Linked DNA regions of Homo sapiens: region 1 is linked to region 2. A link is a contact called in ENCODE POLR2A ChIA-PET data. All regions are on one chromosome and are shown on one strand. Each heading gives the region's core, a stretch centred on a gene start or an enhancer-like site at or near the end of the contact. The rest is flanking DNA. Distances are from core to core; before and after follow the strand shown. Region 1 overlaps TNFRSF21 (TNF receptor superfamily member 21). Region 2 overlaps ADGRF1 (adhesion G protein-coupled receptor F1).

The links. ChIA-PET counts read pairs that join two places held with the same protein, here RNA polymerase II (POLR2A).
Region 1: POLR2A ChIA-PET joins it to region 2 with 15 read pairs in activated CD4-positive, alpha-beta T cell. The contact joins two enhancer-like sites. POLR2A ChIA-PET finds 5 or more read pairs at or near these places in 3 of 52 experiments (MCF 10A, OCI-LY7 and activated CD4-positive, alpha-beta T cell).

What each region holds. Positions count from the first base shown.
Region 1 is chr6:47,233,776-47,240,071 of GRCh38, reverse strand. TNFRSF21 (TNF receptor superfamily member 21) reads left to right here. Exons shown (of 6, transcript NM_014452.5): 5 at 5,174-5,402. Among named protein-coding and RNA genes, the nearest start is that of TNFRSF21, 73 kb to the left of the region's middle. Within about 2 kb of position 3,956, at least 5 of the 41 ENCODE cell types and tissues checked have a DNase peak (open chromatin) inside an H3K27ac peak, as active enhancers do.
Region 2 is chr6:47,030,625-47,036,872 of GRCh38, reverse strand. All of the region lies in intron 1 of ADGRF1 (adhesion G protein-coupled receptor F1), which reads left to right. Among named protein-coding and RNA genes, the nearest start is that of ADGRF1, 8.6 kb to the left of the region's middle. Within about 2 kb of position 1,757, at least 6 of the 41 ENCODE cell types and tissues checked have a DNase peak (open chromatin) inside an H3K27ac peak, as active enhancers do.

The DNA of each region.
Region 1 (6,296 bases), core at 2,707-5,206, 200 kb before region 2:
CAAAGAGCATCCAGGCTGGGCAATTAATGCTTCATTTCAGGGGGTCGCTGATGCATCAAAGTCATTAATTAGTTTTATGAAAACAGATTGTGCAACCACAGGGAGATTGTAATTGGGTAGTAATTGAAAATAACTTTGTGGTAAACTTTCGTTGAGCAGGTAGTTCAGGTGGGGGTAACTTGGAAGGGGAAAGAGAATTGGAGTGGGGGATTAGGGCATGAGGAGAATGAAATAGCAACAGTAAGACAAGCAATAAATAAGACATAATTTGAATGAAAGGAACACAGAAGTGACCTGGTCTAACCTATTTAGGTTAGAAGTGAGACCACAGGTCTGATGAGGGAAGTGGTTTTCCTAGTGCCACACAGCTAGTTAGTGTTATGTCTTCTCTCTTTTCTTGCAATGCTTTTTCCAGGATTTTCATGACTTTGATTTTTAGGAGCTGACTATGGGGAACATGAAGTACATGCCACACAGATGGCAGTTGAGGCTGGAGTTCTCGCCTATTCCTGCTCTCAGAGTCTACCCAAGAATGCTGCCAGATCTTGCTGCCTCGAAATCTTATTTCATTTATCTACCACCCTTGTCATGAATAAAATTTGGAAGGATTTTCCTTTACCATCCATGGCTCTGCCATCCCCGGGGCTAGGGGAATACTGCAACCTCCACCAGTGTGTCATCTCAGGAAAGGTCAGTCAACAGGGAAGTGATTTTTCAGTTTGATATTAGAAGTGGAGAATTATTTTTGGGCTTCAGTTTCCTTTTTTTTTTTTTTTTTTTTTTTTTGAGATGGAGTCTTGCTCTGTTGCCCAGGCTGGAGTGCAGGGGCGTGATCTCGCCTCACTGCAACCTCCGCCTCCCCAGTTCAAGCAATCCTCCTGCCTCAGCCTCCTGAGCAGCTGGGATTACAGGCATGTGCCACCATGCCCGGCTAATTTTTGTAGTTTTAGTAGAGACAGGGTTTCGCTATGTTGACCAGGCTGGTCTTGAACTCCTGACCTACAGTGATCTGCCCATTTGGCCTCCCAAAGTGTTGGGATTACAGGTGTAAGCCACTGCGCCCAGCCTCAGTTTCCCATTTTGATTTGGTTAAGCATCCAGAGTGGGTACTTCAGTTTTTTAGAAGTCTGCTTGGTGCAGGAATGTAGGGTTGGCAAGGACACAGCTGGAAATGGGGAAAGGCAATGATGACAGTCATGGTTCATTGTGGTACAATCCAGATACAAGTTAAATCATTATTCTCATAAACACTGCTACCAAACTCAGTAGCCCAGAGATGTTCAGATTCCCAAAGCAGTAGTCTGTTTACCTAATCCATTTGGATGGTTCCTTGTACTCAGTGGTAGAGGTGCTCGGAAAGGAAAATTGTCAGCAGCAGAGCTTTAGGTGTGACTCAGCCTTGAGTGAGTTGAACCATTTATCTTTCTTCCCTTATCAGTTTGGACTAATAAGTATCTGGAAGGACTAAGTGTGTTTGCATGGAAACTAATCAGAAGGACATTTGGAACTTGTTTGGCTGAAAGAAATGCCATGCTCTTGAAGTTCACAAAATAGAATTGTTCTCTTTTGGGCTGCTTTGGGAGCCCCCTACCATTTTGGTCTATTTACTGTCCCCACCTCATTTCTCACATGAGTCTTCCAAGTTAGGATTATGTCATGGCAGTAGGCAAAAAGAACTGTAGTTTTCAAGTTTCTCCAAAGGAGCTTCAAATAAGTGACAGATACATTGCCTTTACAGGCCACGTTTTCTTAATATCTGCCTTATTGAAATAAGCTGGGGCATGTATGAATGCCGTGTCCACAAACATTTCACAAAAGTATAGAGAGGAGCTCAGCCACATTGATAATCTTCCTGTTACCCTGTTTCTTGGCTACCTATATAAATAAGAGCTGCTACAGCCACAACATTTTCAAGGTAGCAGAAGGAAAATATACTTATCGGTAGTGACTGCTTTTAAAAACAACATTTATTGATTTTCTAGCTGTCAAAGTTAATATATCTTTTTTTCTTTCTTTTTTTTTGAGACAGAGTCTCACTCCGTCGTCCAGGCTGGAGGGCAGTGGCACGATCTTGGCTCACTGCAACCTCCACCTCCCTGGTTCAAGCGATTCTCCTGCCTCAGACTCCCAAGTAGTTGGGATTACAGGCGCCTGCCACCACGCCTGGCTCATTTTTGTATTTTTAGTGGAGACAGGGTTTCACCATGTTGCCCAGGCTTGTCTTGAACTCCTGACCTCAAGTGACCCACCCACCTTGGCCTCCCAAAGTGCTAGTATTATAGGTCAACTGGTTATGGTCAACTGAAATGGGAGGATGTATGTATAAAATATTAAATGGAACAAAAAAAAATAGGTGTGAGTCACCGTGCCCAGCCTAATATATCTTTACAGAGAATTTGGAAAACTCAAAGAACCTTAGGAAATAAATTATTTTATTTTATAAGTATCTTGGTAAGTTTATGCTCAAAGTTTTTATAAGAGGATCCTCTTCTCTGGAAATATGGCTTTCTTGTTTAGAGTATTTGTTTTCTCTTTAGTATCTAAATCTTATTGTAGGTGTTCTTCATTGGCTATAAACTCAGAATACTGAACCATAAACTTTCAGAATTAATAAAACAAGGAATTAATTTATTTCACATATTCCGATGACTCACTGTTCTGATTAGAAAGCAGAAGTAACACAATGCCTAGTACGGTAGCAGTACTGCAAACCGGCTTTGATGGATATTGTATATATTATGGTAAAGCACGGAAAGAAATTTCTATGAGCATTTTTTTTTCTTTTGGGAAAAAGTGAAAACAACTTTAGATGAAGTCAAAATGCAACCAGCTACGGTTGCACAAAGTGAGAGATACTTATAGTTAGTAACTGAGTAGATTTTCTGGAAAGATGATTTTTAAATGGTCTCTGGCTTTAGTGATGCTTGTTAGCTCTGCTGTGATGCTAATAGCATTTGTAGGGGCATTTTCATATTCACCTGACTCATTGTTAATTACAGGAGAGCATCAGTTCAGCATTCTGTCTTTCCAATTATGTCGGAAATCATGTGCTTAAGTTTTACTAATAGGACCTTTTGGTGAAATCGGGGGGGGAAATTAAACATTTCAAGTTTTCAAATGAATTTAGGAAACAGGTGAGTGGACTTTTTGCTCATTGGCATGTGATTTGTGGGTGGAAATTTCCTTTTAAGCAAGAACAGTGTACTATATTGACTGACCATGTCTTCCAAGGTATTGTCCCTGAGAACCAGGATGTAGACAAGTGTTCTTAGTCTAACTGAGTGAATTAAAAAAGTGTGTTGGCGTGAATGGCCATGTGCATTTTCAAGGAGGAGGGGCATGCGCCAGGGCCTATGGAATTAACATTTTACAAGCATATACGTAACATTTGTCTGTAGGTCAGAAAGGGACTGCTAGGTGTGCATGTTTCCCAAGTCTGAAACTTGCCCTGGAAGCAGCAGCAGGGTGTGGGTGGTGGTTCAGAGGAAAAACGCTGTTGGAACATTAGACATGTGCAGTAATCAGTTATCTTCACAATCTGCAATCAGTTGCAAGAATTTCTCAGGCCTTAAAATTTGTAAAAGAAGCAGTTGTGTTTGCTTTGTGCCTTATATAACTATCCCACGTAATACTTTGAAATATCAATGTCTTCGTTGAAAAGCTTGAAAACATTTTACTTGAAGTGTGTGAGTGAAGGGATGAGGATTCTAAGGAGTGGTGATTAACAGCTTGGGGAGAGTGCCCATCATTCCCTGAACCCTGCTCTGTGTGATCTGGCCAGCTGGCTCCCAGGTTTTTTTATCCATGCCGGAAGAGCCAATAAAAAGATAAAGTCAATTACTAGGAGAGGCCACAAGTGCCTGCCAGAGTTCTGATGTATTTTCTCAAATGAAAGGGCCAAATAGAGATGTCAAGCAGGCCTGAGTTGAGCACTGGCTTTCTGCCAGTAGCTGTGTGCCCTCTTTGGGCCGCAGTCACTTTACTGGTAAAATGAAGTCACATCACCTATCACTTCCCCTTCTCTCCACTGCACACCCCCAGTACAAGCCATAGTCATACTGTATGTAGCCACTGTAGGAGCGTCCTAACTGCTCTCCCTACTTTGAATCTTGCCTCCCTAAAATCCATTCTCTACCCACCAGCCAGAGTGGTGGTGAAGCTCACCATCTTTATCTGAAACCATCTTGTGTGTTTGTTATTGTCTCTCTGACCTCCCCACTCCAGAATGCAATCTTCACAGTCTCTGTTCTATCCTTTTGGTCATTACTCTCCTCCTAGCCACTGACACCTCTCATTTTCTCCTGTTCTCATTCTTAATTTTAGCAGTTTTTTTCCTGAGCTAGTTTGAAATGGGAGTCAGAAAACCTGGGGTCTAGTTTTAGTTCTGTGACTTCCTTGTTGGCCCTTAGTTAAGAAAGTCACTTCACTTCTCCAGGCCCCAGTTTCCTTCCCTGTGAAGCTGAGTGTAAGAGTCAGCAAGCACTGCAGTAACAAAGGACCGCAGACTGCATGGCTTAAACAACAGAAATTGGTCTTCTCACAATTCTGGAGCCTCAGAAGGCCAAGACCAAGGTGTCTTCTGAGGTCTCTCTCTTGGCTTGCAGATGGCTGCCTTATCACCATGTCTTCACTGTGTCTTCCCTCTGTGTGCGTCTGTGTCCTCATCGCTTCTTTTTATTAAAGACACCAGTTATATCGGAGTGTAGCCAACCCTAAAGACCTCATTTTACTGTAATTACCTCTTTAAAGGCCCTCTCTCACAGTAGTCGCATTCTGAAGTACTGGGGGTCAGGGCTTCAACATGGAGGTGGCATAATTCATTCAGCTCATAATACTAAATTATATCTAAGACTCCTTTCAGCTCTACAAAATTATATTTTAAATCGGGGATCTTTCTCCTTACACCCATGTTCCCTTCTACTCCCCTGAGATAATAGCTTGGTTCATATGCCTCCCCGTTTTTAGTACTCATGCATATCCTCACTGTATTTTTGAAGGGTTTAAAAGTCTGTGTATGTGTCTAGCAATCATATAAATAAGTTAAGGTCAACTGAAGTGGGAGGATGTATATATAAAATGTTAAATGGAACAAAAAAAATAGCCTCTGAGGAGGGATTTTAATTTTACTGTTTTTTTTTCTATATATAATAAAAAAAAATTTTCCCTCCTACAGCTGGAAACTGACAAACTAGCTCTCCCGATGAGCCCCAGCCCGCTTAGCCCGAGCCCCATCCCCAGCCCCAACGCGAAACTTGAGAATTCCGCTCTCCTGACGGTGGAGCCTTCCCCACAGGACAAGAACAAGGGCTTCTTCGTGGATGAGTCGGAGCCCCTTCTCCGCTGTGACTCTACATCCAGCGGCTCCTCCGCGCTGAGCAGGAACGGTTCCTTTATTACCAAAGGTACGGGCATCGCAGCAGACCTCACACACGCACTTAAACCCCCCAAAGAGCCCCTGGGATTCGTCCCTCCCCGTCCACAGTCCAGTTGTAGCTGAGAGTTGAGTCATCTGAATTACCTGCCCAGGAAGACCAGTCCAAAACTTCAAGATACGCTGGCCCGAGAGTAACCTCGCCATTGGCTGGCGAAGACACGCCTCCAAAATCTTTGCAGCTCGCACTGCCCGGTGGAGAGCTATCGGCCACCCTTTATCCTCATGATGCTATCAAATGTGTGTTTCGGGGAAGGCCTGATAAAATGTAGTCTGGCAAGATTTTTGAAAATTATTTACCAAGCTTGCTGTATCCAAAGATTTAAAGTTGAACTTATCTTGAGAGTCAGAAGTACAGGTTTTAGGCCGTGCGCAGCAGCTCACGCCTGTAATCCGAGCACTTTGGAAGGCCGAGGTGGGCGGATCACTTGAAGCCAGGAGTTAGAGATGAGCCTGGCCAACATGGTGAAACCCCATCTCTACTAAAAAAAAAGAAAAATTAGCCCGCTGTAGTTCCAGCTACTCAGAGGCTGAGGCAAAAGAATCACTTGAACCTGAGACGCGGAGGCTGCAGTGAGCTGAGATTGTGCCACTGTACTCCAGACTGGGTGACAAGAGCAAAACTTTGTCCCAAAAAAAAGAAAACTACAGGTTTTAGTGACTTAAAAATACCCTAAAATTCACTTTGTTAAACTACATTGCAAATACCAATATTTTAAACATTATGGATTGGTAGTTTTGGCAAAGAATTTGCAACTTTTAATTTTTAATATCGGGGTAGGGAATTAGCATACACTATTTATGACAGTTTTTAAAGAAATTTTCTAGTTTTGGGTAATTCCAGTTATATTTTAGTGAAAGGGTT
Region 2 (6,248 bases), core at 508-3,007:
GGTGTAGAATCTTGATGGTTTCTGAGGATGAACTGATGTGATATTTTCAGGATAGGTGGAATGCCAGTCAACTAGTTCTATTTCTAGAAGAATCATCTGGGGAATATGATTTTAAAACTTATTTTTACTTTTTAAGAAAATTATAATGAAAATACTATTCATATGTAAAGGGAAACATAAAGAATTAGTGGGTTTTGGTAGGTTTGAAACAATGAAGATTTATCAGTGTAACCATTGAATGAGAAGTCGGAGAAGTATGTTTTACTCCTATTTAAAACAGATCACCCAAGAAGAGTTTGTGACATCTTTAATCTGACCATTTATGTATAAAGGTCCCACAGAGCCTGTTCTGCAGGGGTTTTCCAGCAGGCCTGATCATTTGTGTTTCCATCCTTGGACTCCTGACTCTCCTTCGACACTGAGGACAATCATATTTGTCAGGAAGATAGCTTGTTTTTTCTTGTGTAATTTCAACTTTTATTTTAGCATCAGGGGGTACGTGTGCAGTTTTGTTATATGGGTATATTGTGTAATGTTGAGGTTTGGGGTACAAATGATCCCGTCACCAGGTAGTGAGTGAGCATAGTACCCAATAAGTAGCTGTTTTTTGTTTGTTTGTTTTGTTTTGTTTTGTTCTGTTTTTGAGACAGGGTCTCCCTCTCTCTCCCAGGCTGGAGTGCAGTGGCGCGATCTTGGCTCACTGCAACCTCCGCCTCCAGGGCTCAGGTGACTTTCCCACCTCAGCTCCCAAGTAGCTGGGACCACAGGTGCGTACCACCATGCCCAGCTAATTTTTGTATTTTTAGTAGAGATGGGGTTTCACCATGTTGCCCAGGCTGGTCTCGAACTCCTGAGCTCAAGCAATGCACCAGCCTCCGCTTCCCAAATTGCTGGGATTACAGGCTTGAGCCATCGCGCCCAGCCCAATAGGTAGCGCTTCAGCCCTCTCCCCCTCTCCCTCTCTCTCTGCTCTAGGAGTCCCCAGTGTTGATTGTTTCCATCTTTACGTTCATGTGTACCCAGTGCTTAGCTGCCACTGTAAGTGAGAACATGCAAATTAATGCAGGAACAGGAAGATAGGTTTGAAATGTACGTTCTTCCTTTTTCTGAGAAAAGAATTGTTTGTAAGGAACTCAGGTGGAGATCAAATTAACAATCATGATTTTATTAAAATCATGCCCCAAGCAACAAAAACTAACCGGCTCATGATCTAAGGGAAATACTTGATTCTTTGGGCTGAGAAATTTAGGGAAATAGTTAAAAAATTCGTTGTATTTAGAATTTAAATGTTACCTTTTCATTTTCTGCAATTGTGAAATGAAAATAAATTCCACTTAACTTACACAATTGCCAAAATAATCAAATCAAAACTTATTAAAAACACTTTGTAAATTAGAAGGAATTATTTTATTTCTTTTAATTAGGTAGCTATCACCTCTCTGGAGTTCTGTTCAGGTACTTTTTTATTTTTAAAAGCAAACAATTCAAGAAGCTCAAATTATCTGGACTTTACCTACTTTAAATGAAGTCAAGTAGAGGAGATGAGAAATAAGCCCTACCTAGGAATTACAGGAAGACTGGGTCCTGTTACTAAGCTGAAATCTTGGCTAGAAGAAAGAGCTTGGCATCTTTTGCGGAATGCCATTAATCATCTTTTAAGGGCTTCATGGTCACTCCTGCTATACCGAACCACAAGCGGCTGGGTCTTCAGTTACAAGGGTTTGGAATAGAGCCAACCCATGAGGCTTGCAGCTAAGCCTTTTACAGTGGAAACGAGCTGGACTGGTCTTCTGTGGGAAATGAATCCTACTAGAATGCCAGAAGGCATACTGAGCAATGAGCTAAAAACAACAAATCATCCTGAGTGAAGCTCTTCTCAGATGCAAAGCGCAGACTAAATAGAAAAACAGAATCCTCGTTAGGAAGGAGCAGACAGCTGTGCTAGGCTGAAGGCACCAGCAGCAGGAGAAATACTCTTGAGCTGAATGAAGTTCTAATGAGTGGCAAAGGAAACACAAACTTATAAGCACATATCTCAATTCTGGGATGGAAAAGGATCAGATTTGGAGGTAGGGTCACAAACTGGACTCTGAAGGCACAACCAGTCAATGAAACATAGGAGAGTTAAAATAGGGATCCTGGAACAGAGATTCTCGGTAACCAGAAGTTCCCAAAAGTGGGTCTGGATTGTGGCTTTTGGAGTTTCTCTTGAGGTGTGGAGCTACTATGTGTGATAATCCTGCATGAGCATATTGTTAACAGCCAGTGCATGGCACAATGCCTGGGAAATTGGAGGCTGTCAGTATACGGTAGTTGAACAAATGCAAGTTTAGCACAGATTGGTGAAGTGTCCTGGGGGAGGAGTGACTGAGCCAAGTAATTCTTTTTGTTGCTTCCAGACTTACAAGTCCAGAATTCTTAAAAATTATACCTCTGTTCTGAACCCAATAATTAAATTCTTAGTAGGTTCTTAGCTCATCTCAAAAGATGTTAAAGAATTTAATAACCAGTTTGAGGAGAAAACAAGAATAAAGATGAGTAGAAATCGGTAATCTTTCCAGGCTTAGGTTTGGTGACTGCCAGACATTGATAAAAGAACAATTAAATAAGTAATCTACAAATAGAATGTGGGGAATGGGCATGTAATAATGAAACCTGAATGTGAATAGATCTGAGCTCACTTTATTTTTCCTCTTACTGTATAAAGGAGGAAACCGAGCCCACAGAGTTTTAACTTTCACAAATCCTCACGGAAGAGGTACAAACATGAGGTTACAGTGTAATTCATCCAGACCTCTTCCTGCTGTGTTTATAAACATGAATGTGCTAAAACATGTGAAAATATAAAACGTGTTTACAATTTTACTGTGCACACATATATATAGACCTTCCCTGAGATTTTAAATGACTTTAAATTACTGTCCTTCCAGAGGAAGTTTGTCTCGCTCATATAACTTACCAAACCTCCAACCATTTTTCCAAAGATGGAAGTGGCTATCTTTTCTGTCCTCCCACCTATTTTCTCAGCTGTCTTCTCCTCTGTCTCTGTTCAGTTACAGAAACACACAGGAGCTTTTCTCAAAGGCAAGTGGCCCAACACTTCCTAGAAAAGATAGATGCCAATGAAAATGTTATCAAAAACTGATAAAATGAGAGATAAAGCAAAACCAAGGTTTTACAGGTCACCTGCCTAATTCTTTTTGAGTCATGATTTCTTTTAGATCCTATGTGGAGACCTGCTCTTTTCATCAATGTGTGTGTGCGCATGGGCGCATGTGAGGCCAAGACGGACAGGAAAGAGACAGCTCTACTGGGAATTCTGTTTATAGAGAAAGAAACATAATCCCATAAATATTGATGCCAGAGAAACAGCGCAGAGTTCAACTGTGCCTAAGATTAGATTGTTGCCAAGAATGCTGGAAAGTATAGGTGTGAGCAGTTTCAACTAAGCCTGCTGTTGATAAGGAGACAGCTGTTGGCATAAATAAATGATATTTGGAGTCCGTAAGTATATAACTGAAAGAATAGGGAGACAACAGCCAGCCCTCTCCAGAGGCATAATAGCACGTTCTAATGATTGTTCCCTGTAAACTGAAGGACAGGGAATGAATTCACTGAATGAATTCAAGGAAGTGCGGAGGGGGCGTCCCACCATGGCCAAGCCTTCCCACGGAAGCTGGTGCCCACACAGCTGCAGCTCAGGCATCACTGGCCCCAGCAGCCACAGCACAAGGTGTGATGGAAACATGTCATGCTCTAATGACAACAACAGCTCCTCATCTGTGGCAAGGACACAAGGATTCTGAGAATTTCTAAATAATCAGGACCATTCCGGCTTGGAAGGGAAGCGATGAAAATACCATGGGGTTTATGTTTACTAAAGGCGAAGTTCAGAGGGATTTATGATGACCCTGCACACACGCAAAGCAATCCCTGACATCCTTGCTGCTGTGGACCTTCCTTTGAGTCAGATAATTCAATTACTGTAAAAATGTACTTTATTGCTTCAAAGCTGGGATCCCTCCATTTCCAGAGTGATGGCCATCAGTTAACCCAAGTGCACTCAGAGAAGTCAAATTCTGACACAATCCAGCAAGTAACTATAAAAACTGATGGTAAGGTTGAAATACTAGGCACCACTCTGGGTACCTTACTTGCAAAGTACTCATTCAATTCTCCTAAGAACCTGTGAATTAAATACTATTTTCCTTGTATTCTTGATGACTAAACCAAAGTATAGAAAATCTGAGACAATTCCAAAGGGCATCCAGTTGATAAATGTCAAAGCTGGGAACAGGACCCTGGCTAGTACAGCTACAGAGCCCATTTTGACCATGTGCCTTGAGATTTCATTTTTTCCCACCTTTGACTAGTTGTCAAATATAGGATGTCCAGTTAAATTTGAATTTCAGATAAGACACAAATAATTTTAGACAACAAATAATGTTGCAAATATTGCACAAGGCATACTTAACTAAAAAAATATTGTTTATTTGAAATTCAAAATTTTGAGGGTACCTTGTATTTTTACTTCCTAAATCTTCCAACGGTATCCCAGAGGGAGCTATATGCACCAAGGAAGCAAAGAAAAAAAGTTTGATTCGCTTGAGCTTTGGTTTCAAATCCCAGAGTAGAACTCCTATCACACGACCAGGCTAGGTGGAGAAATCTTTATTTTTTTATTTTATTTTTATTTTTTTAAGGAGGAGGGGGCGGAGTGGAGGCCACAGGTGCCACAACCTCTCCCTCAGCCGCTTTCCCCTGGAGAAATCGTTTTTCCTATACTTAAAACAGTCTAGAATAACAGCTCTCAAACCTGCCTGGATGTGAGCATTGCTTGTGTAGCTTTAATAATACACATGGGCTGCCCTGGCATGGTGGCTGATGCCTGTAGTCCCACTTTGGAAGCTGAGGTGGGAGAATTGCTTAAGCCCAGGAGTTTAAGACCAGCTTGGACAATATAGTGAAACCTTGTCTCTACAAAAAAAATTAAAAGAATTAGCCTGTAGTCTCAGCTACTCGGCAGGCTGAGGTGGGAGGATCACTTGTAACCAGGAGGTCAAGGCTGCAGTGAGCCATGACTACACCACTGCACCTCCAGCCTGGGTGACAGAGCAAGAACATGTCTCGATAATAATAATTATAATTATAATATACATAGCTGGGCCTGACCTGTCCAAGATTTAGTAGGTTTAGGGTGAGACGGGGACACCCACATTTTCTAATGAGCTCCTAAATGTTTTCTCCTTTCCTTCTCTTCCCTCCCTTCCTCACTTGTCTGAAATTCTGATGCTAAGTTACAGTTTACCATCTGTAGCAAGTCCAAGGATGCCAGAATATATCTCTAGGGTGGGAGAAGAGGGAATAAAGAGGTGGAGTCTATGAGAGAAGGCTTTCCCACAATGCCCAGAGCTGTCCTCAGGCTTTCTCAAGCTGCCTTTACAGCCTCAGGCCTGGAGTACATGTATGAGGAAGATTTTTCAAGGAGAGAGAGAGAGAGAGAGAGAGAGAGAGAGAGAGACAGAGAGAGAGAGAGAGAGAAGAGAGAGAGAGAGACAGAGAGACAGAGAGAGTCAGACAGAGAGAGAGAGAGAGAGAGAGAAGAGAGAGAGAGACACAGAGTGAGCAGAGAGCAGTATGCAGGCCAGGTCTCCCATTTGGAAACAGACTGGCACAAAGAGGCAGAACGGATCACTCTGCAGGCACCAAAACTGTTATCCCATTTGAAAGCTCCAGCACTATAAACTGTGGTCTAAATAGTTCCTGGGAATTCAAATTAAAAAATCCTTCCCTAGAGGTGAAGAAAAAGTGGCCGGGCATGGTGGCTTATGCCTGTAATCCCAGTATTTTGGGAGTCCGAAGCAGGCGGATCACTTGAGGTCTGGAGTTTGAGACCAGCCTGACCAACATGGTGACATCCCATCTCGACTAAAAATACAAAAATTAGCCAGGCGTTGTGATGCACGCCTGTAATGCCAGCTACTCATGAGGCTGAGGCAGGAGAATCGCTTGAACCCGGAAGGTGAAGGTTGCAGTGAGCCGAGATCATGCCACTGCACTCCAGCCTGGGCAACAGAGAGAAACTCCATCTCAAAAAAAAAGAGTGAAGAAAAAGTGGAAAAGGGGCTGGAAGGGGCACAACCCCCACTCTGCAATGTGACTGTGCTTCATGAGGGTATTGCAAAATCAGTTTAGTAGAATATAGCAATTTACTAATAAAATGAAATAAAAACAAGTAGAAAATATCC